Regions from separate parts of the Homo sapiens genome. Here regions 1 and 3 are each linked to region 2. Evidence: read pairs that join two places in POLR2A ChIA-PET (ENCODE). Cell type or tissue: GM12878. All regions are shown on one strand. Each heading gives the region's core, and the rest is flanking DNA. Links, peaks and the distances in the headings are about the cores only.

The links. Peaks named below come from ENCODE experiments on the same cell type or tissue, not always from the same donor. Only the 100,000 strongest peaks of a DNase experiment are listed, where the experiment ranks them.
Region 1: POLR2A ChIA-PET joins it to region 2 with 11 read pairs; 9 of 35 experiments call an interaction of 5 or more read pairs at or near these places.
Region 3: POLR2A ChIA-PET joins it to region 2 with 23 read pairs; 15 of 35 experiments call an interaction of 5 or more read pairs at or near these places.

What each region holds. Positions count from the first base shown.
Region 1 is chr7:121,363,624-121,371,626 of GRCh38, forward strand. It overlaps FAM3C (FAM3 metabolism regulating signaling molecule C), which reads right to left. Exons shown (of 10, transcript NM_014888.3): 5 at 7,677-7,800; 6 at 507-565. Among named protein-coding and RNA genes, the nearest start is that of FAM3C, 29 kb to the right of the region's middle. In GM12878, for the core only: a CTCF peak has its summit at 3,399 (motif pointing right); DNase peaks (open chromatin) are centred at 3,368 and 6,008; H3K27ac peaks cover 319 bases.
Region 2 is chr7:121,527,133-121,535,135 of GRCh38, forward strand. No RefSeq gene overlaps it. Among named protein-coding and RNA genes, the nearest start is that of FAM3C, 130 kb to the left of the region's middle. In GM12878, for the core only: no CTCF peak of the experiment used is centred there; DNase peaks (open chromatin) are centred at 3,349 and 3,899; H3K27ac peaks cover 1,583 bases.
Region 3 is chr7:121,379,865-121,387,867 of GRCh38, forward strand. It overlaps FAM3C (FAM3 metabolism regulating signaling molecule C), which reads right to left. Exons shown (of 10, transcript NM_014888.3): 2 at 3,093-3,146. The coding sequence starts at 3,105. Among named protein-coding and RNA genes, the nearest start is that of FAM3C, 12 kb to the right of the region's middle. RefSeq lists a silencer at 5,436-5,633. In GM12878, for the core only: no CTCF peak of the experiment used is centred there; a DNase peak (open chromatin) is centred at 6,077; H3K4me3 peaks cover 1,227 bases; H3K27ac peaks cover 3,795 bases.

The DNA.
Region 1 (8,003 bases), core at 1,207-6,206, 160 kb before region 2:
GGCCTCACTTTATGGTTTTATGTTTTCAGATTTGATTTTGAAGGAAAATTTGAGATGTTCAGGATTCAATCAACTTATTCATACTAATTAAGCTATCAGAAGAATGTGGCTGATAATGAAAAATTACAATACATTCTTATTCTTTGTTCCTCCCCCTACACCATCCTTTGTCATTTCATACGCCTTTAATCCTGTCAACCTATCTTCCTATTATGTTAGGATTCCAAAATTTGAAGCAAGATTTTATCAATGTGATGTTAGACTGCTTGGTTTCTGACAATCTCATGGAAGCTCTTGCATAGCAAGTTAGGATACTTTCAAGAAACACGCTATAAATTCTTAGACACCAAGTCTCCACCCATAGATTTTTTGCAGGGCAGGGATGGGACAGAGGGCTTTATCATCAAGAGCAGTACTTTCTAACCTGATCCTCTGATAGTGCATTTTACTTTGGGACAGAAAAATACCCAATGATTACATCCATAAGCTAAAATAATTGTTCTTACCATTTGCCAAGGCAACATTGATCCCTCTTCCAACATTATTCTTAACACCACTCATTAAACTGAAGGGGGAGAAATTGAAATAAATTTAGAATTAAATATTGTACAATAACATATCAGAAAAATAAAGTCTTGCAAAAAAAGTTAGGAATATTATACATATTTTCAATTGTTCAGTGCTGCGGAGGAAATTAAAAAGATCTCTACTAAGTCAGAGAAGACAGTCTAATACTGAATAATTTTAAAGCAATGTCCTTAAATAATATTTCACAAATAGAAATACATATTAAAAAATATTAGGCCTGAAATAATAGACCATTTTTGTGCTACACTGCTTCAGATTATTCTTAAAACATGGACATTAAGCATATGTTCTGCATCATTCTTAAGGTATCAAACAAAAGATAATCTCTTTTCTGCTCTCTTCAATACCAGCGTGACATGAAACAGAAGCGAGATACTACCCCCATCATTTAAATCTAAAAGCAAACAGAGTGGGGGAGCACTCTTTCATGAATGTTTTACCTAATTGTGAACATTCTCCTAGTGATTATCACTGTAAAGTTCGTCTACACTAAGAAATATTGCACTCATGAAATCACTGCATTGAATGACAGTCACTTACGTGGTGACTACCTGAAATAATCGACTTCCATGGGCAGCTCACAGACCACTATATAAAGACAATGACACTGTAAAATGGAAGGTACCAGTGACAAATTTGCTGGTTATCAGTTCAGTTTGTTCAATTGCTCAAATTAGAATTATTAAACTAAAATTGTGAGTTCTTTTAACTCAAAACTTCAAGGTAATAGTAATACTCCCAGTGGTGTGCTGTTAACTATTTAACAACTGCTCTGTGTTTAGGAGAGAGAGGCAATATGCACATATGTGACTACACGTGCACACACTTGTCCTTATATAGACAGAATTATATATACACATAGGTACACAATTTATTATAAACTACTAAAAGATGTATAGCACACAATTTCATAAATAAAATCTACGATGTACTTTATTATAAATCTCAGTCGATTCTCACAGAGTATTTTAGTTGATTTTTCAAACAATTCACATCTGCAGCTGAACTATGGTTGCAATTGATGAATGAGCTCAGTTCTAACAAACGTTGGATCTATGTTAATAAGATAAAATAAAGAAAAACAAATAATGGAGATTCATGTTCAAATTCCACTTGCCTGTCAATGATGACTGAATCAGATAATAAGTTTTAAATATTGGAAGACTACTTCCTACATTTTTGGTGCTATCCACCATATAATAGATATAGATAGGACATATTTTTCAATTTAATCTGTGTAATATTTTCTCCCTCACCTCAAGTCTAGAACTTGAGTCTGCAAACTTTTTGTGTAAAGAGAGAAAGCACTAAAGAAGCTATAGGGAGATACATTCAAAAACACTATAAATAAATCAAAAGAAACACTTTTTTAAAATGTTTATGTAACTCATAGGAAGGCAGGAAAATGAGAAAATGAAAACAAATAATAAAATAGACTTAAACCCTCATATATTAATAATTATAATAAATGAAAATAGTTTCAACATACCAAATAAAGACAGAAATTGGCAAAGTGAATTAAAACAGGAACCAACTACACACTGTCTACAAGAAACTCACTTTAAATATAATTATATAGGCAGTGGAAAGTAAAAGGGTAGAAAGAGACATATCATGCAAACATTAATCAAAAGAGAAATTACAATTCAATTATAAAGAAACAACCCAATTTATCAATGGGCAAAGGGTTTCAACAGACATTTCTCCACAGAAGATATACAAATGGCCAATAAGCACACAAAAACATGCTAGACACCACTAATCATCAGGGAAATGCAAATGAGATTTCACTTCACATCTACTAGGCTGGCTATAATCAGTAAGTCAGATAATAACAAGTGTTGGCAAGGATGTGGAGAAATTGGAACCTTCATACACTGCTGGCGGAAATGCAAACAGATGCAGCCACTTTGGAAAACTATCTGGCAGTTCCTCAAATAATTAAACAGAGTTACCACCTAAAACAAAATCCACTCCCTGGGAGTATAAAGAAATCAAAACATATGTCCACATAAAATGTGTACATAAATGTTTCTGTAAATGTTACTCATTATAGTTAAAAAGTGGAAACAACTCAAATGTCTACCAACTAATGAATGAGTAAACAAAATGTGGTATATCCATACAATGGAATATCGTTCAGACATAAAAGGAATGAAGTTCTGATACATGATATAACATGGAGGAAGCCTGAAAACATTATGGTAAGAAGCCAATCACAAAAGACCAAATATTATATACCACTTATATGAACTGTCCAAAATAGGCAAATCTATAAAGACAGAAAGGAAACTAATGGTTAACTTAGGGTTTGGGGGTGGGGAAGTGGGGCAGGACAAGAAAGGCATAGAAGGATATTAGCTAAGGGGTACAGGGTTTCTTTTTGAGGTATAAAAATTTTCTAAAATTGACTGTGGCAGAGATTGCATATATCTGTGAATATAATAAACCACTGACTGTATAATATAAATGAGCAAAATGGACGGCATGTGAATTATATCTCAAAGCTGTTTAAAAGTACTAGCTTGGAGCATATACATTTAAAAGGTTCTATGCTTTACTACTTAACCATTGGCTCAGCTGCATCAAAGAGAAGGAAGTTTCAAAATGTACTGTTCTGTTTCTTTCAGAAATACATTCAATAAGTAAACTCCATCATTAAGAAGTAACTGCTGTGATTAACGGGTTAAGTGCCAGAGTGACTTTTCCAAGTAAAGATCATCAAGGAGTATGATGTGGCATTTTACAGACTGAAATCTATCATAAAGCAAAGAAATAAAGGTAACAAAGAAGCACAATGACATAGGCTTCCCACAAGAGGGCAGCAGCTTATCAATTTTTAAAAACTGAAATTCAAACAGAAAATCTCTAACAAATAAAAAATCCACTGAGATTTAAAATGTATAAAGGTTAGTAACCCTTACTAACACAAGTTGAAATATTTTCTTTTATCCTTCATGAATATAAGGTACCCCTTCCCACATCTCTAGGCAAAATTCTAAAGGAAATGATTATATCATCTGTAGAAATACTCAATATATCCAAATATAGATTTGTTTCAAATAGCTACTTCATGTCCTAGTTATTAGTTATTATCTCTTAAGATGGTTAGTTTAAAGCAGGGCTTGGCAAACTATAGCTCACGAGCCAAATCCTGCCAACTGGTTTTTTGATTTGTTTTACTACTCATGAGCTTAGAATAGTTTTTACATTTTTAAATGGTTACATTTTAAATGATTATGTAAGTACATACATAATAACCTTGATTTTACCTCTTTGCCCTCATAGCCAAAAACATTGATCCCTTGTTAAAAAAAAATCCCTCAAAATAATCTCATATTCTTGCAGCAAACATTACCATTAAAATCAAAAGTAATGAATTATTCCTAATATCAAATTCATACAAATTGAAATCAAATGAATATATGCCTTAGATGAAAATTATAATTGGAACATAAGTTAGTTCTATGGGTGCTCTAACGAGAAAGAAAAAACCTGTAATCCCAGCACTTTGGGAGGCTGAGGTGGGAAGACTGCTTGAACCCAAGACTTCAAGACCACCTTGGGCAACACAATGGGACCCCATTTCCACAAAAATAGAAAAATTAGCTGCATGTGGTGGTATGCGCCTGTAGTCCCAGCTACTCAGGAGGTGGAGGTGGGAAGATCGCTTGAGTCCAGGCATTCAAAGTTGCAGTGACCTAAAATTGCGTCACTGTACTCCAGCCTGGGCAACAGAATGAGACCCTGTCTCTAGGTAAAAAAGAAAAGAAAAAAGAAAAAGTAAAGGAAAAAAAAAAGCTGCAATTACTGTTTTTCCTGAGACCTGAGGTTCATACCTGCGATTTTCTAACTAATGAGACATTTAAAACACATCTTTATCAGCATAATGTATTTTGACTTCAACTACTTATGACCACCATCCTAATTGTAATTATCACCTGTCTGTATCAGAGTTTCTCAAACCCAGCCTCTCATTTTAAGAGCCTGATAATTCTTGTGGATGAGCTGACCTATGCACTGAAAGATGTTTAACAGCATCTCTGGCCTCTACAAGGAGTACCTCCAAAGCTATGACAACCCAAAATTACAATGTTCCCTGGAAAGCAAAACTGCCCCCATTGAGACACACTGATCCAAGATTAGTAGTCTCCAAAGTGAGTTACATGTACTCAGAGCAGGTGCTGTGAAAAGACTAAATTCTCTGCTTGTGTTATTTTTATTATCTACTTATAGATTTTAGTGAATGTATAAGCAATAAAGTCTGTTACCAACAGGGAGGCAGTATGAAAGTGCTGTGGCAGTAACTGGCAATGGCCTTCCAATTGTCCTCTCTATTCCACTTCCTTAATTATTTTACACAGCAACCAGATAACTTTTTTCAATATAAATAAAATCACGACATGCCAGAATTTGAAATCCTTCCACAAGTTCTCAATACACTCAGAAAAAAGTCTCAACCCTTTACCTGCGTGGCCTACAAGTTCCTATGCAGCCTGGCCCTAATTCACTTCTCTCCAGAGCTATCCAATCTTAGGGCCTTCGAGCAGGCTTCTTCCTCCTGCTCGAAGACCAAGGATGGTCTTCCTTTCTATCCCTCAGATCTCAGAATACACATCACTGTCTTAGAAACTGTTCCATAACCCTCAATCTAAAAGTTAGACACCTCTTTCCATCCACTCTCGCCAGTACTCATCACACCCTGCTGCCCTGCAGGGCTGGTATCACAATTTGTTTGTTCATTTTTTGTTGTTGTTGTTGTTTTTTTTTTTTTTTTTTTTTGAGACAAAGTCTCGCTCTGCCGCCCACCCAGGCTGCAGTGCAGTGGTGCGATCTTGGCCCACTGCAACCTCCATCTCCTGGGTTCAAGAGATTCTCGTGCCTCAGCCTCCCAAGTAGCTAGGATTACAGGCCCATGTGCCACCACGCCCGGCTAACTTTTGTATTTTAGTAAAGACGGGGTTTCACCATGTTGGCCAGGCTGGTCTCAGACTCCTGACCTCAGGTGATCCACCCGCTTCGACCTCCCAAAGTGCTGGGATTACAGGCATGAGCCACCACGCCCAGCCTGGTGTCACAATTTATAAGTACGTATTTTTTTTAAGCATCTGTCACCCCTACTAAACTGTAAGTTCCATGACAGGAGGGATTATGCTCAAAAATACTTGCTGAACAGGTGAATAAATGACTCTCAGAAAACTTAAGACTCTTTCTTTGGACTTTAACCTGAGGCTTGGGTATAAAATCCCACCAAGTATTTAATCTCTCATGGTAATGGCAGAATGGTTCCTGAAATAAGGATGGATAGGTGGCCTGCCTCATTTAATGGTTAAAGAAACTGAAACACAAATGCTACATGACACGCCCACCATGCTAGAAGCAAATTCTCTGGCTCTAAGCCCAGTATGTATTTTACCAAGCTCCACTGTCTATGCACTGTTCGCTTTCTGACCTTAGATCTTTAGCTGTTCAACATTAGGCTGAGGGATAGAGAACAGCTTCTAAGACAGTGATGTGTACTCTGAGAACCAAAGGTCAAGAAGGAAGACAGCCAAGTGAAGAGTGAGGAAAGACCATCCTAGACAGAAGAGTATACTCTAAGGCCCCAAGATCAGGAAGATCTGGAGAGAAGTGAATAAGGGTCAGGATGTGGGTAAACAGTTGAGCTTTTTTTCTGAGTGTGTTTTGTTGTTTACGGTTTTAATCTGTGAATAAAAAACCTGCTAGTAAACAGTCTGATCTCTTCTTCTCTGAACTAAAATTCACATGCATCAAGGGGGCAGAATAGATGTCCAAAATCATCCATGGGTTAGGTATTCTAAAAGAACTTTGTTCCTGTGATTTAGAATCAAATTTGGGGTCTATTTAACCAAACAAGATAAAGAGTGGAAATGAGAATGTTTTCAAAAACCTACAAACTTCTAAAATGCAAGTGCCTTATTATGCATCAGTAAAACAGGACTATTCTAATGAGAAATCAGAAGACAAATGGATTAACAATAAATCATCATTAGAATACGGGAAAATAAAGGAAATCAGTACAGACCTTAATGATCATCTAGCTCAAGCCCTTAATTTTACAAGAAAAGTGTTGTCCCATGAAGCTCAATAAACTTCTTACAGCTAACTGCCTGCAAAAGAGGCTAGGATAAAAATTTAAGAGCTTCAATATTAAAAAGAAGAGGCACATAAACAGCTAGGAAAAGCTGCCTAGGTCTCCTCTTTGCTATAAAATTATCTCTTTATTCTATATAATTCGTGACAAATTTATTATTTTATATTAAATTTAAATAAGCCCCCATGTCTAGTTTTCTAGGCAATAGCATATTAAAAGCAACCAACTAAAAGTAGGATTTGCAATTTCAGCAGCAGGAACTTGCGAGCAACAGTTGACACTGAGGTAGGATATCAAAAATCCTAAAAACCATCCTTTAGAAAGCATCTCAACATAGGAAACCATTCAGCTTAGAGGCAAGCAGTTTGTGCTGCAATGGAACTGAGGTTATCACTGGATCATTTCACACTTCAACAAGTAGCACTCAAATATTTTAAATGAAAGACGTTGGATTTCATTTAAAATAAAGAGAACACATTCATTGTCCAGGGCAATGTTGCAAATAGGATTTCTGCCACGATGAAAATGCTCTCTCTGCTGTTCCATTTGGTGACCATGAACCACATGTGGCCACTGAACACCTGAACTGCGGTGACAGATACCAAGGAACTGAACTTTTTAGTTAATTTAAGTGAATTAACTTTCTTCCTAATATTTAAGGATCAAAATTAAATAGCCACATGTGTTCTGTTGCTAGCAAATGGGACAGTGCAGATCTAGAGAATTTACTCAGAGGAAATCTCTTATCTCTATAAAGCCGAATAAGTGTTACGTTCTTAGTCACTCTCTAATATAAAATTTAAGAACTTTAAGGTCCCTTGAATTCATGAGAAAAAAACTACATAACAAAAATGGAAATCACTTTCCATTAATAAAGTATACCGAACACATTTTCAAAATATCCATTAAACTCAGGTTCAATTGGCTGCAATTTAATAGCACACCTTATCGTCTCAAGTCAACAAAGACTTACACATTATCTTCCAGGCAGATTTTGGGTCCCACCACGTTGGCTGCTCCACTTGCCATTTTAAAAGCAAAATGCTTCTCAGGGCAAGCTTTTGAGATCCCACACTTATATCTGGGAGGCTTTGTAGCTTTGGGGGAGAAAACATGATGTCTTTTTTTAGAAAACAAGTTAACAGACTTTACCTCACTTTACTTCAAATCTCAAACCACAAAGAGCATTAAGAAAAACATCAAGATACACGTATCTTAAAATACAAGCTAATTTGTTCCCCTGAGGGTTTCAAAGAACCTCAAAAAATTTTTTTAAAAAAAAACAGCAACAAAGAAACCC
Region 2 (8,003 bases), core at 1,202-6,201:
AATATGCATGGGAAAGATAGAAGACAGAGGGTGGAGAGTGTTTAGCATTTCCATGGATATAATAACTACCATTTTTTCTGTGCCCATCTAGAGGTCAGTGTTCTCTTTTTATCATTACAGAAACTCATAGGGATTGCTGTCATCATCCCTACTTCTATAGGGAAGGAAACTGAGGCTCAAACAACCTAAGCTCCTTCCTTAAAAAATTGAAAGTAATATATTTATTAATTTTTAGAGCAAAGATTTTCATTCAAGGATGTTGGTTATCATGTCTATGCACAATTCACTGGACTGTGTTGCCTTTAATTTAACAAAAGGGCAAATGAGCCATGAGACCCTGTGAGCTAAGAATGAGCACCACATTTTTCTTATCTTATTTTATATGATTATATCATTGAACTTGATGTTCTTATATATGTATTTAATATATATCACAATCAATCCAAATACATCCTGTAGGAATATATCATAAGCAAAATCACTGACAAACATTTGAGATGGAGAAATATAAATACCTCTCAAAATGTCACCAGTTAGACAAAGTATAAAATAATAAAACACATGTGTATTTATATTTTCATATAAAATATAGATGTTACTGATTAAAACATATTTATTGACCCTTTTCTCAGCTGCTGCTAAGGTTCTTGATCCTTACAGAGAACTTGGCATTGTGTAGAGGAGGGGATCTCACTTCATGCCTGATGGCCACAGGCTCCTCATTCACCTGCAATAAGACCAACTCCAATCTCACTCCTGGGCTCATTCTTTCTGATTATGAGGTGATCGTCACAGAAAATAAAATGGACACCCTCAATAAACAACTGGTATAGGCATTGGAACTTTCTGGCGAGACTTGTTTGCAAGCCTTCCCAATTCCTACTTTCTACCTCTGCATGGCTGAGGTAATAATTAGTTTTATTTAATTGTTTTTTGCACTTATTGTTCCCCTTTACTCCAACTTTCTCAGTTTTTGTTTTATCCTTTAGTGTTTGCATGTATGTCATATAAAGCATCTCAAATTATTTGAAGAATACAGCAGAAAGTGAAGGATGTAAGAAAGAGAGGAGGAGGATGGAGCAATTGAAAGAGGACAAAAGGAGGAATGTGTGGGGAGAAGAGAAGAAAGGAGGAAGAATAGCAATTGTCTGTACTAGAGATTTATTTTGTGCCATTTTTTGTTCTATGAACTTCCACTTACTTGTCACTAATTTTCCTCCTCTAGATGTGTAAATCTTATGTCAACCATTTAAACACACCCAGAAATATACTGATTTCCTTTCTTGAGAGATATTTCTTTCAGAGGCTTTTTAATAGCAGACGTCCTGGGAATTCTCTTTATCTCTTGGAAGGGATCAGCCATTTTCTGTGTCCTATGTCTTCCTCTTTCTTGGCGTACTCCCTCAATTTGGTAGAAAACATCCTCCAAAATATCTCTGAGAAAGGGCCAATGGGTAGAAAAAGTTTTGAAACTGCATATGTGGAAATGTCTTTATTCTATTCTCATGTGTAATTGGTAATTTGGCAGAGTACTAAATTGTAGGGTAGAAATACATTCCAGGTGAAAATGTGAAGATAATTCTCCACTCTTGTCACAGGACAGAAGCACTACTCCAGATATTGCTGTAGAGTGTGGTTTGTTTGATAGAAAAAGATGCAAAGATGGTAACCAGAATCTCATGTGTCTCAGGATCCCCATGAGAGTCTCCTTTCCAGCTGAAGCTTCCTTAAGCATTTTCCAAGAAAGGGAGTATTGCCAACATATCCCTAAAGAGACCCACCAAATTTATATCACCCAGCAGGTGCCAGTATAATAATACACATGAAGCCATATTTCCTAATTAGTCATATCAAAATGATTCAGTTCCAAGCAAGCATCGCAAACTTTTACTATTTGATGCTCTTTTTATTGCACAGTTGCACACCTGCACAGAAGCATCATTTTATTTTCTTAGATCCTAAAGGAAACCAGCCCTCTTTACTGCTAGTGAACTCACTGGGCCTTCTTACTCCCTCTACACTGCTGGCTAGTCACTAAAAATCCTGTCCCTCTTATTCCATGTTGCACAACAATGCTGCATTTTTTCAGCCTTGCTTATAGTTATGATTGCTCTGGTATTAATGCAGTTTTAGTAAAAGTGACGTGTTTTCTTCTTGATCAAAGGCTTTAAGAAAATAATACGTTTCCTACATACTTCCCCCCACCATTTTTCCAGCTGAATGTGGTGATAATGACATTCTAGAGAACAGAAACCCCCAATATAAGAAAGTTCCTTAGTCCCTGATGTACTAAATAAAAACTGCCCATTAACTAGAAACTTTGGATTTTTACCTGAACAAGAAATAAACTAATATGTTTGAGCTATTTTATAGTTTGATTCTATTTTACACAACACCTAATGCCATCCTAATACAGAATGCATTATGATTATTGATGCTTTGTCAGAAATCTTCCTTCCTTCCTTCCTTCCTTTCTTTTTTCCTTCCATCCTTCCTCCCTCCCTCTCTTCTTCTCCCTTTCTCTCTTCTCCTTCCTTCATTCCTTTCTTTCTTTTTCCTCTCTCTCAGTTTCTTTCTTCCTACCCCTGTTTCTCCTAGACTTTTTAGAATCCTCTCGTGGTCACCAGTATTCTGATATTTCAGCATGGTGTATCTTGTTAGGTTTCAATCTTTATGCAGAGAATTCAGTGGATTTTTTTCAATCTGAAATTTTAAAAACTTCATTTCTAGAAAACTATATTTAATTCCTAATTTATCTCCTTCATTTTTCTTTCTTGTAGAAATCCCAGTCAACTTCCTGAACTGGTTCTCTAATTTTCTTACGTGTTTTTCTTTTAATGTTTTTTTCCTCCACCTCCTAAGATTTTCTTCACTTATGAGATCCTAATGATCCCATAATCCTTTTTACTCAAATTCGTTCCAGTGGCTTCTATGTTTTGGCAATCACGAGAGCATAATTAAGAGAGTCATTCTTAAAGGACAGCTGTAGCATTGCAGATATATGCCTGGGAATACTTGTTTTTTGTTTTGTTGTTTGTTTGCTTTTTTGTCCTGTTTCACGTGGAAAAAGCAATGCTCTCTCTGGGAATAGACCTTCCTTTTCTCTGCCTTTCCATTGGCAAGTCATTGGCTGTTGCTTTATTGCCAGTGACTTCAGCATGATCTGTATCAGTCAGGGTAAGCTAGATTACACTACAGTAATAAACAAACTAAAAACTTTCAGGGCTTAAAACAATACAGCTTTATTTCTCACTCCTGATGCATGTCCACGACAGTTCGGTAATGAAACTTTGCTTCTTGTGGTCAGTCAAGGAACTCAGCTGCAAGAGTGGCCACTATCTTACTTGTTTCTGGTTAATGTGACAAAGGAACAAAAAATTTTTTGCGGTCTGGCATTGGTACTTAAGTGCACAGGCCCAGGGGAGCCACACCACACACTGTTCACAACTCTCTGGCTCAAATGAATCACACAGCCCCATTCAAACACAAGGGAGCAAAGACGTGTCAATCTACTCAGCACCCAGGAGGGCAAAACAGGAAACAGTAAACAGTCTAATGACTACAATGACTCATGCAAGAAAAAAGTTAAGTCAAAGTAAGAGTTCATATAATGTATATGTATGTCAATAACCCAAAGTACAGCTGTTTATTCAATAAAAAAACTAGACTAGTTATGAACATCTCCCAGTTGTCTTTGATTTTGTGTATTTATTTGCTTGTATCCAGAAGGCCATTGGTGGTTTTAGATTTTTTTTTATTTGTAGAAGAAGGAAACATTGACTATAATCATCAGCTGCCTTTCTAACACCTTCTAAGAAAAACCTTGGGGTATGTTTCAGCTAAGAGGTGGTAAGATTTCTTAATCATGATCCAAACTGTTTTTAACAAGTTTCAACAAAAACTATATATAGCCAAGAACCACCATCTGTTTCACATATTTTTGTGTCAGTGATAGATGAGGGAAAAAAGCTACTTGAAGTCACTGTCTTGAAGGTCTTTAGAATTGTCCCTTGAAGCCTGTGCTAACATTTTTTTTTTTTTTTTTGCTTTTCCACAATCTCCACAAACTGGCCAGCATTAACTATACGTAAATGGAATTCAATATAATATTTATTTTCAAGAAAAAGAAGGCCTCCTTGCTAAATGGGTCTAAGTATCAATCTTGAGGAGTTTTTTTTTTTTTTTTGCCGTTGTGACTCAGTCTTCATGCCTCCATGTGGAAGTATAAGCATAGAAGTTCCTCAATTTACAAACAGGTTACCTTTCAAAGTGTTTTATTGATGTTCTGGTTGTGTAGAAAACAAAAATGAATTTTCCCATATAAATTACGTTACAATTTGGTGGTTAGATTTCCAGATTTTTATCACAGGAAAGCTTTTCTTCCTTTCCCTTCTATTATCCATCTTCTTCTAAATCCTGCTTTATCTTCTTTGCTAGCTTTGACTGCGTGAAATGGGATTTTAAAGCATCAGATAAAATAAGGTCAAGTGGGGGACAAGTGAGAGGCAGCTGTTTTTACATGGCAGCAGGATTAAGCAGGAAGACAGGCATGTAGCGGCAAGGGAAGAAAGGTGGGGTTGTAGAACTGTCCCTACGACATGTCTTTTCAGCACAGCTTTGCACATAAGAGACTTCAAGTCTGACTCATATAAATTAAAGATTTTTTTTACTGTGTCGTGGAACTTGGCACATAACATTCATTGTCATCATCTGTGTCTGCACTATCCTATCCCCTTGTCTAGATTCTAATCCCATTATCACATTTCAACCTATCTTATGCATAACAGCAGGAGATATCCCATGTGCTAGGTATAGAACTACATGGACAGAACTAAATGTTACTGTGATTCACAGCAACGAGATTTTTTTAAATTTAAACTGGATTTCATTTTGGGTTAGTTAATACGTTAAGATGGTTCAACATTCGAAAGGAAGAAAAGGTATAACAAAAATCTCCCTTCCATATTGTTACTCTGGCAACAAATTCCCTGCTCTAGAATTAACTAATACTGAACTCCTTTTGTTTATCCTTACAGAGATATGTTATGCATATACAAATAAATACATATCTATCTGCCTATCTCTATCCCTTATTTTTCAATTATATAGTTTTCTTTGCATTGTTCTTTCACTTACGATTGTATCTTGGAGATCATTACATGTTACACAATGAATTTCTTGATTTTTTATGACTAACACTCTATTTGTTGGATATACCTACTTTATTTAACCAGCACTCTATTACTGAGCAGTTATTTATTTTTGATATTTTGTTATTACTAAAAATAATACATGTAATAAATTTTCATAAACATCATTTAGAATATGTTTGTTTAAAATATGTATGAATAAATTCCAGGATATATTCAGTATCCACGCAAACGTATCACAAACAAAATACAGATATAATATAGGTTTTATTGGGGATAACCTAAAAACAGAGAAGTAGTGCATTATATGGAGTCCCCTGAAGTCTCATTATTCCACATTAGGGGGTAGGTATAGATGTTCTGAATGCACATTGGCTAAAGTTTCAGCAGACAAAGGCCTACCTGGGTCAGCAGGCTAGATGCATTACAGAAGTACTCCAAGCAGAGAGAGAGCCCCGCGCTATACCATAGTGAGTCTCTAAAGTCTAACACTCAATATAAGTGGTTGGAGTGGCCATCCTTTCCTTGTATCCAATACTGAAAGGGAAGTATCCTTTCACAGTTAGGTATAAATGTTTTCTATGCTTTTAGGGGTTTTGTTTATTTGCAAATGCCTTTGAACAGATTGGAAACTCTCTCTATTTAGAGTTAGCTGGGAGTTTTAAAACAATTTTTAATTGATATTGAATTTTGTCAAACACATTTTTGGCATCTATCGAAATGCTCACATGATTTTTCTTTAACTTGTTAATGTGTTACATTTTTAAACTATCACATCAATCTTGTATTACTGAATTAAACCATAATTAGATACATTGTATTATTCTTTTTATAAATTAATGAATTTGGTTTGGAAATATATTTTTATGCTTATGTTTATGAGTGCTATTGGTTTCTAATTTCCTTTTTCGTAATGTCCATATATAGTTTTAGTATCAAGGTTACTCTTTCCCCATAATATGAATTGGAAAGTGACTTTTCCTCCTCTATTTGTCTACAAGTCTGTGTAAACTTGATATTTCTTCCTAAAGGTTTTATTTCTTTTAATTTTTTAATTGAGACAGAGTCTCGCTCTCTTGCCCAGTCTGGAGTGCAGTGGCACGATCTTGGTTCACCACAATCTCCGCCTCCTAGGTTCAAGTGATCCTCTTGCCTCAGCCTCCTGAGTAAGAGGGACTACAGGCACTCACTACCACGCCTGGCTATTTTTTGTATTTTTAGTGGAGATGGGGTTTCACCATGTTGGCCAGGCTGGTCTCAAACGCCTGACCTCAAGAGATCCACCCACCTTGGCCTCCCAAAGTGCTGGGATTACAGGTGTGAGCCACTGTGCCAGGCCTCCTCCTTTCTTTCCTGAAAATGTGAATTTGTGTGCTGACTTTCTTTCTTTCTTCCTCCCTGTCTCTCTTTGTTCAGTTTGATTAGAGGTTTATCAATGATACTGGTATTTTCAAAGAACCAGCTTTCAGCTTCATTGGCTTTCTTTATTGTTCTTCTGTTTCCTACTTCACTGATTCCTACCCCTATCTTTATTATTCATTACTTCTGCTTACTTTGGGTTTAATTTGTTCTTCTTTTTTAAATTTTCTTTAGGTAGAAGTTTACATAACTGATTGTGACCTTTCTTCTTTACTAATACAAGAATTTAATGTATACTTTTACCTGTGAGAACTTGAAAAATATATATATTCTTCTAATTTTGGGGATAGCATTCAATAAATATCAACTAGGATAAGGTGATTGATAGTGCTGTTCAAATTGTCTATATATAAATTGATTTGGTTGTCCCTAACTATATTGATTACTGAGAGAGGTATGTTAAAGTATCCAACTGTAATAATACATTTTTATATTTTTTCATATCTAAAGTTTATCTTCCACAAACAGTACATCATTTGGCCTTGCTTTTTCATTCAATCTGACAATCTTGACAATAAAATCTTTATTTATATTTAATACAATTATTAATATATTTGGCCACAAGTCCACCATTTGGTGTTTGTTCTCTATTTGTCTCATTTCTTATTCATTCCTTTTTCTCCCTTCCTTTTCTTGACTTGAATTACTGAGTATATTTAGTAGTATCTTCTCTATTGGCATTTTAGCTAAAACTATTTTTTAAAAAACTTTGTTTTACTGAGGATTAAAATAAACACTTTTAACTTATTACAATCCACATTGAATTAACATTGCACACTTCATATGTAAGATATTTCAACAGTACACTTTCATATACTCCCTCCTTCTTATTTTTTTCATGTACTTTATTTCTAAATATGCTATGGCCACCAAAATACAATCATTATTTTTTTGCTTTGAACAATCAATTGTGTTTTAAAAATTAAGAAGCAAGGAAAAGGTCTGTTACAGTTGCCTGTATTCGAACCATTTGGTGTGTTCTTCATTCCTTCCTTTAGACACGTTTCCTTAGATACATGTTTCTTTAGCTACATGTTTTAGATACATATGTTTTTTCAGCCTAAAGGATTTCATTCAACTTATCTTGTAATGTTGGTCTGTTAGTGGTGAATTCTCTCAGCTTTTATCTGCACATATTTTCATTTTGTCTTCATTTTTGAATTATATTTTCTTTGACTATACATCCTGTTTTCTCTTTCAACACTTTAAAGTTGTGACTCCATTGTCTTCTAGCCCATGTTGTTTCTGATGAGAGTTCCGTGATGATTCTTATTATTGTTCCACACATGCAATATAAGTTTTGTCTCTGTCTGCTTTTGAGATTTTCTGGGTATCATTAGTATTTAGTAATTTGATTGTAATACATTTAAGGATTTTTCTTCTCTATTGCTTGGGGGATTGATGAGTTTTTGGATTTCTGGATAGAGTTTTAAA
Region 3 (8,003 bases), core at 1,207-6,206, 150 kb before region 2:
AGAAACACTATTAATGTAGAAATGAAAGAGCAATGAGGAAGTCTAACTATAATACTAATCAATCCCTGCCTCCCTTTTCCATTTCCTACCTTGTCCCCTCCAAAATCTGCTTCCTATTTTCAAGAGCAACTTACAAGTTGCCTACATTTTTAGTGCATAAGAGAGCAAAATTCTGTTAGGCTTTGAACTCTTCTCCCCAGGATCTAGCAAAGTGCACTGTATACACTGATACTATCAACAACTGTTTGCTAAGTAGATAAATGGTAACAGGTGGCATAGTCCTTCTTGATCATTTAAGACTAAGACCAAGAGCTCAAAAATTACATGTCACATGATGGTCTTACCATCTTATTTTCTAGCAATCATAGGCACATGCAACCAGAGATAACTTTTCCCTGTCCTGTAAAACAGTCATATGAAAACTTCATTGTTCAAAACTGAAAAATTAAAATATCAAGACGATAACACAAACATTCTAAATTCTATACCAAGCTAAATGTAAGCCTACATTAAAAAAAGCTATATACAGCAGCATGGATGAAGCTGGAGGCCATTACACTAAGCAAACTAACACAGGAACAGAAAACCAAATAGTGCATGTTCTCATTCATAAGCAAAAGCTAAACACTGAGAAGGGAACATATAAACATAAAGAAGGGAAAAACAGACTCTGGGGCCTACTTGAGGGTGGAGGGTGGGAAGAGAATGAGGATCAAAAAACTACCTATCAGGTACTATGCTTACTACCTGGATGATGAAATAATCTGTACACCAAGCCCCTGTGACACTCAATTTATTTTACCTAGATAACGAACCTGTACATGTACCCTTGAGCCTAAAAGTTTTAAAAAAGCTATATACAAACATTTTATATATATATATATATATATATGACACTCACATATACCGTTTACTTAGTGTCTTCTGTAGAACTAAATGCTTTATAAGTATAATCTCATTTGCATAACTTTGCAAGGCATTATTTTCCTTTTACAAATAAGGAAAACAGGGCTAAAATTTTACATCATTTGCCTAAGGTCACATAACTAGTCAGCGGCAACATTGAGTCTTAAACCAAGACCTGTTCACTTACACTGAACCATCAGAGGAACTAGGAGGAAAGAAAAGCTCTAAGGCAGACAAAAGTTAGAGGTGGAGAAACTAGCAGTCTCCATGGGGTTAGAGTTCTGGAACTTCTGTTACAGAGATCGCCCCCAAAGCTGGCCTGACTCCAGGACCAGCATCCCATTCTGGACTTGATGGGGCCTAACATACCAACCACAATTCCCATTCTTAGCTTTCCATAAGATTCCCTCTTCCTCCTAGTCACAGACTGCACTAATATCAGTGTGCTCCAGTTTTTCACAAGCCAAGAAGTACAAACTTCAGACATTCATGCCTCACTGTAAGAAGAATGGCTATGAGGATATTTCAAAGCAATCAGATTTTTTTAAAAAAATTAGAAGAGATTAATTAGTTAAAAGCAATAAATTAATAGCTAATTGTCCTTATTCATTCATTCAAGGCAGTTCCCTCAAGACCTATACTAGGAACAGTGCCAAACACAAAATAAGCACTCAGTGAATAATTACTCATCAATTAACCTGGGAATTGTCAGAACCAGAGAAATGGACTAAATGACAAAGTTAATTTCAAATAACATGAATTTAAAATTATGTGAGAAAGAGAAACTTACTTTATTTCAAATTGCCATGCTTAAATAATGTACTTTAAAAATCATCTGGAGACATGACATCATAAATAGTAAGTCCTGCTGTACTCAAAGAACATCCACACACACACACACACACACACACACACACACACGCATGCAACATAAAAAGACATTGCAACACATTTATTTAGACCACAAACAAGTTCTTCGTTTCTGAGAATATTTTTCTTGAACAATTGTACCGTTACTTTTTTTAAAATTGCTTTATAATTTCACAAGAGATTCAGTTTTTCAAGTTTCTACAAAAGCATTTGTAACAGCCCTCAGTTATCTTTGTTTAATAATCATGATGTTTAATCAATTGCGCCTGATTCTACACAATTATGACCACAGTATGAAGACTGGTTTGTTCACCCAGCTTGACTTTAGGCATTTCTAAGAGATGCTCCCTTAGGAAAATAATTGGTTTGCTGCTGAGATGACAATTAAGAAAAAGACTAATTATCTTGATTTTGAGAAATTACAAGTTACCTATGTTGGGCACACGCTTAGTAGAAATTTCCATGTAAAGTATGCATTTCTTCTAGGGCTTTGGTTGATGGGAAGGGTGGGGAAAAACAGACTTATTTTTACTACACAGGAAGAGGTCATCAGCCCCTCCAGTTATTTATAAACGTGTCTTTTTAGAATATTTAAATATAACTACCTTAATATTATGAACATCTAATGGTGTTTTTCAATTTTCTCAATATGCTGCTTAATAAACAGATTAAAGTTCTTACACATAAACTCACCTATGCAGATTAAACTTGAACAAATACTGAGCAAAAACACATATTTTATCGAATCCTTCACACACATCTTAATTTAAGTACATACATATGAGACATTTAAACTTTAAAACTTTATAACTCATTTTTCTCAAGACGCTAGAACATAGCAAAAACAAAAATCAGCCTCCCTAGGTTGTCAAACCATTCTTTATATGGGCATTATATACAGTCTTTAGGTTTTTTTTTTTTTTTTTTCAGATTTTAGAATATTTGCATCATACTTACCAGCTGAACTTCCCAAATCTGAAAATCTGAAACCTAAATACTCAAATGAGCATTTCCTTTGAGCATCATGTGTTGCTGCTCATAAAGTTTTAGATTTTGGAGCATTTCAGATCTTCAGATTTAAGAAGCTCAATGTGTAATTTCAACAAAAGACTTGAACAAAAAAAAAAATTTATGTGATACTGACTAAATGTCCAATTTGTGATTTGCCAACTACCTAAAAACAAAGGGCTGAATGATTTAGTTTATTTCAGTTTAACCTTCTCAATATAAAGATTATTTAACCTCTCCTTTAGTTATTCTTTAACAAACAGGTTACACAAAAAGTACAATTACTTCTACTAAATTAAATATCTTACCTGCTACCCTCATGTTTGGTTTTTCAGTTTATGGCACTTTTCATTAATATGCTCCTAAAAAATCAAAACAAAAAGCAAATATCATTAGCTCTAGAGCAAACATTCCTCCTTAGATTGAGTTTGAAATGGGGCATATAAACTAGTAAATTTTATGACATTTCTAAGTATTATGCCAACATTGGCATTAAAAAAAAAAAAAATGGGCCTGTCTTCCACTGGACCATAAGACCTCAAGGAGGGTCTGTCTTACCCTGCTGTGTCTTCAGCTAACTGAATGACCAAAGAGTAAAAGTGTGTTATCAAGCTTGTGAATAGAAGAGAATGCCTTCTTATTCTCATGGATTATGCATCTATAAGAAACTTTTGATATTTAGCTCCAAACCTTCAGTTTGCAGATGATGTCCAAAGAGGTTAAGCTGCTTATCTAGTTGTGGAACAAATTATTTGTAGACATGGGGCTGGAATTGAGGTCAGCTGGCTCACTCCAGTACATGATGCCACTTCATTTTTGATATGACATAATTCAAGTGCCACTACCATAAGCATTTACAGCAAGGGCTTCCGATTTCAATACCAGGGACCTCTTCATGTTTTTCGATTTAAGTTTGTAAAATAATATGTTAAGAAGTACAGAACTGCAATTTTAAATATCCCAGCAATTATCATGATTGACAGAGTAATGTTAATACATCAAATGGATCAACTGTTCTTTGATATTACTGTAAGATCAACAGGAAACAGATGCTGGAAAAAAATCTGTATGTGCATGGGTGTTTTCCTCCTAAGAAATAACTCAAAATAGGTGACATTTTGAAAAGAAAATGAAAAAATAAGTAAGTTTAATAAGAAAGCCACATTCAAGTTTAGCTGGAGAGCTTCCACAGTCAACTCAACCTATTGTAAAGGAATGGAATTCAAAAGGAAATTTTGATGGATGAATCCCATTTGCCAGCAGTACATATCTATTTTAGATTGTATTTTGATATTTATGTTTCAATATTGTTGCCTGATCTAGTAATTCACAGAATGTGTCAAGAAAATAGTAATAATGGCACATCTCTGAAGGACACTGAAAAGAAGTGAGACATGCACTTTTTTTATTCACTGGACTAGGCAGGTGGGCTTCAGCAGGGTTCTGGGGGGCGGGGGAGTCTGGACAGCTCCCAAAAGTCCAATGCTCTTAGGCTAGCTCTCTTTCTTCTGCACAACATACCCTAAAGAAAAAACAACACTTAAACTGAGTTGTGTGTCATTGATTTCCTTTGTTAATTATCTGAACAGCTTCCACGTAATAGAAAAAGTCAATGTTATATATCTATTTCAACTACCTAGCCACAGGCTAGGAAAATACTAAAAGGAAACAAGATACTGAAGTATCCACAAACCATCACATAAAAGCAGAAAAAAACCTCCGCTTTTTAAATGAAAACCCCAACTGGTTATAAATCCTCTGTTGGCTTCTGGCAAAACTGAACTCAGCTTTCATAACATATACATGCTTTTCCTGCCAGCTAATTTTCCAAAATAACTTCACTCTTATCTGAGTGTGACCTAGGAAAATTTCTTTGAAAGTGTGATAAGCAGTTACGCACCAGGTACTTGATGTTCTATTTCACTGTTTCCATGGCCTGCTCAGGCCACACCTTGCAGTGGATGCTGCATGTACCTGCCACCCATTTGTATCTCCCAACAAACCTGTTTCTAAACTCATCCCTAAGACCACAATATAAGCAATGATGATTGTCTAGCTGAATACAACTGTTTTCCATTAAAATGTCTCAGAGAATTCACATTTAGTAAAATTTCTAAATTAAAATCTCATCAAATTAAATCTCAGCCATAACATGCCTCAATTAATTTCCTTAAGAAGCAAATTAATGATTCAAGAATCTACATCAGGATAGGAGTATTGAATATATTTGAGAGCAAATCAAGGAGCATCTATGTATGATGATAATGTGCTAATTCTAAATCATTCCTATTTGTCTTCTTAGAGGGGGCATGTAAAAGCAAAGAAAATATTTACATACAATTATCTTGTATGGGTGAGGGAAGCAAAAACTTAATGGAAACTTCAGGCTGAAAACCATCAATAATTAAACAAGGATTGAACAGGTCCAGAGAAAAGGAGCACAATAGTAAAGGGAGAAAAAGGCCTTTGCTAGAAATTCAGAACTCTAAATCTAGAGGCAACAGGCGAAAGGGCTTATATATAAGTATGTTCATTAAAAGGTAGAAATATAGATATTAGAGCCACTTACCAAAACCAGAAAATGAGTCACAGAAGGATATTTTTAGGATGGAAAAAAAACCCCAAAACTCAACTTAGTACATTTATACATTTGCTCCAAAAAGTGTTACATAGGCCAAAATTTGTTTTAGTGTTTTTGATAAATATATGTCACTGAACCAAATCCAGTTGCTAATATGTAAGGTTCATAATCACCTGAGATTCAACAGCAAGGACAGCCACCACAATGTCGCTGGACAATGAAACACTGCAGCTGGAAAGAGCGCCTGAACTAGGGCCTCAGATGGACGTACTAAACTTCTTTACATGGTTGACAATTTAAACATTCCTTTGGCCCCACTATCTACTCTGATCTAATTTAGTGAAGTTTTATTACTCAGGTAGAAATCAAGCTACTATGTGAATAAGGAGTCATTGTTCTAGAATAAATTAACTTCAGGAACAACAGAGTAAAATCAAAGGTCAAGTGATACTTCCATTATTTCCTTGGGAAGTGGACTAAATCACATAAACCACAGAAACATCACTCTATATTGACAAAATTGTCATAAAAAATTATTTACCAGGAGGGGGATTTCTTGCCAGTTAACATAAACCAAGTATGAATACATACTTATGTCAGTGCAATTCACACACACCCTTATTTTATGTAATCTTCCCACCAGCCTCTAGTTGCTGGGGGCATTAAAACAGCAGCATATATGAGATCAGGGGATTTCTCTAGGGTCACATGAAGGGTAAGTAAGAAGCTCACGCTACAAACAAATCCACTTCCTTTTCACTCCAGCTGTTCACTGACACACTCTAATATAAGAGGCTTGTTGACAAAATGTCATGCCAATCAACTTGGCTTTTGCAAACTGCTTTGGGAATTGCTACAAACTACCCACTCCAGCAATTCAACAGTATGGCAAAATGACTAAGCTTGGGTATTGGAACCCCTCCTTGAAATGGAAATGATACAAGAAAATTAAACGTACAAATACACCCTTTGATGTACCTACTTAATATTAACAAACAGCACTTAATTAAACCACAGGAAAATACCACAAGTTATCCTCTACAAATAGAGAAACTATCATTCAATTCAATCCTACTTCAACTCAGTGCTGGACAAATGACAATTTTAACCCAACCAACTTAGAAAGTTCCCATGATTCTAATAATAAGGGATTCTAATAAGTAAGGGAGAATTCGCCTTCTTTGCCTATCTTTAAACTGAGACAATGCCTTCAGACTCAGACCAGACTATACCATTCATTCTCCTGGACTGTCAGAGCTTGCCAACTTGTCAGATCTTGGACTTCTCAGCATTCATAATCTCATGAGCCAATCCCTTATAATAAACATATACACACACACACACAAACACGCACATACAAATCATATACCTGTATATAAATGAAGCTATCTCCACATGTATTATAAGGAATATATGTCTATATATCTAGAGCTATATCTATACATACACACACACACGCACACATATATATATATATATATATGTAATTGGTTCTGTTTTTCTATAGAACTCAGACTAATACAGACCCCCTCAAGAACAGAATGTAAAAAATTAAATTTTTATCCCCAGAGCATTTAAAGTAAAAGAGAAAAATGAGATAATACTAAAATCAAAAGAATGCTACAACTCAAAGAGTCACTAGGGTAGGTTACTCCGATGTTGCATTTACAAACAAAAGCATGGTATTTTTTAAAAAATACTGTGTTTGCTATAAATAACTACTTTTATGTGAGTAAAACAGGGCAACTGTTGGCAAACTCTTTCTATAAAAGGGCCAGATGGTAAATATTTTTAGGCTTTATGGACCATACAATCTCTACTGCAATTACGCCACTCTGCAGTTGTAGCTAGAAAGCAACCATAGCCAACATGTGAACGAATGAGTCTAATTATATTCTAATAAAGCTTTCTTTATAGACACTGAAATTTAAATTTCATAAAATGTTCATGTGTCACAAAATTATTCTTTTGATTTTTTTTCAACCCACTTAAAAATGTGAAAACCAGTTTTGGCTTGTGGGCCATACAGGCCTAGGGGTTGTACTTTGTCAACCCCTAATAAAAAGAAATAAAAATATAAAATTTAAAAATAAAGGAATAAACATCTTTCCCAACCAGGCTCTAACAGTCCAACTTTTTTTGCTGGGCTACGTGTAGGACATACAACTTCCACATGGCTTTGACAGGTCCTCTTAGAAGTACTACTACAGATGTAGGACAGATGAAACAATCCTAATTTCTGTGCTCCACACGTGTTCATCAAACATTTTCATAATCTGCTCTCCACAGAAAGAAGCATAATTCCATGAGAAACAACAGAATGGATCCTCTTCAAAAGGAAGAAAAAAGTCCTTCCCATCCTGTAGATGAAGCTATCCATCTATAGCAAAGGTGGAAACAAATCTAGATGCTGTTATGTTTCCAAACCAATCCCAGGAAATGTAAAGAAACCAATAAAAATTAATCTCACTATATTACACTTCAGTAACTATAAAAATTATGTTCTTGGGAAAAAACTTACATTACTATTTCCTTTATGTGGGTGTTTATATGGGATTATTTTTATGATAGGTTTAAAAAAAGAGTGAAGTAAATGTGCATCTAATGCTTAACAAACTTCTAAAATTCCAAATATTTA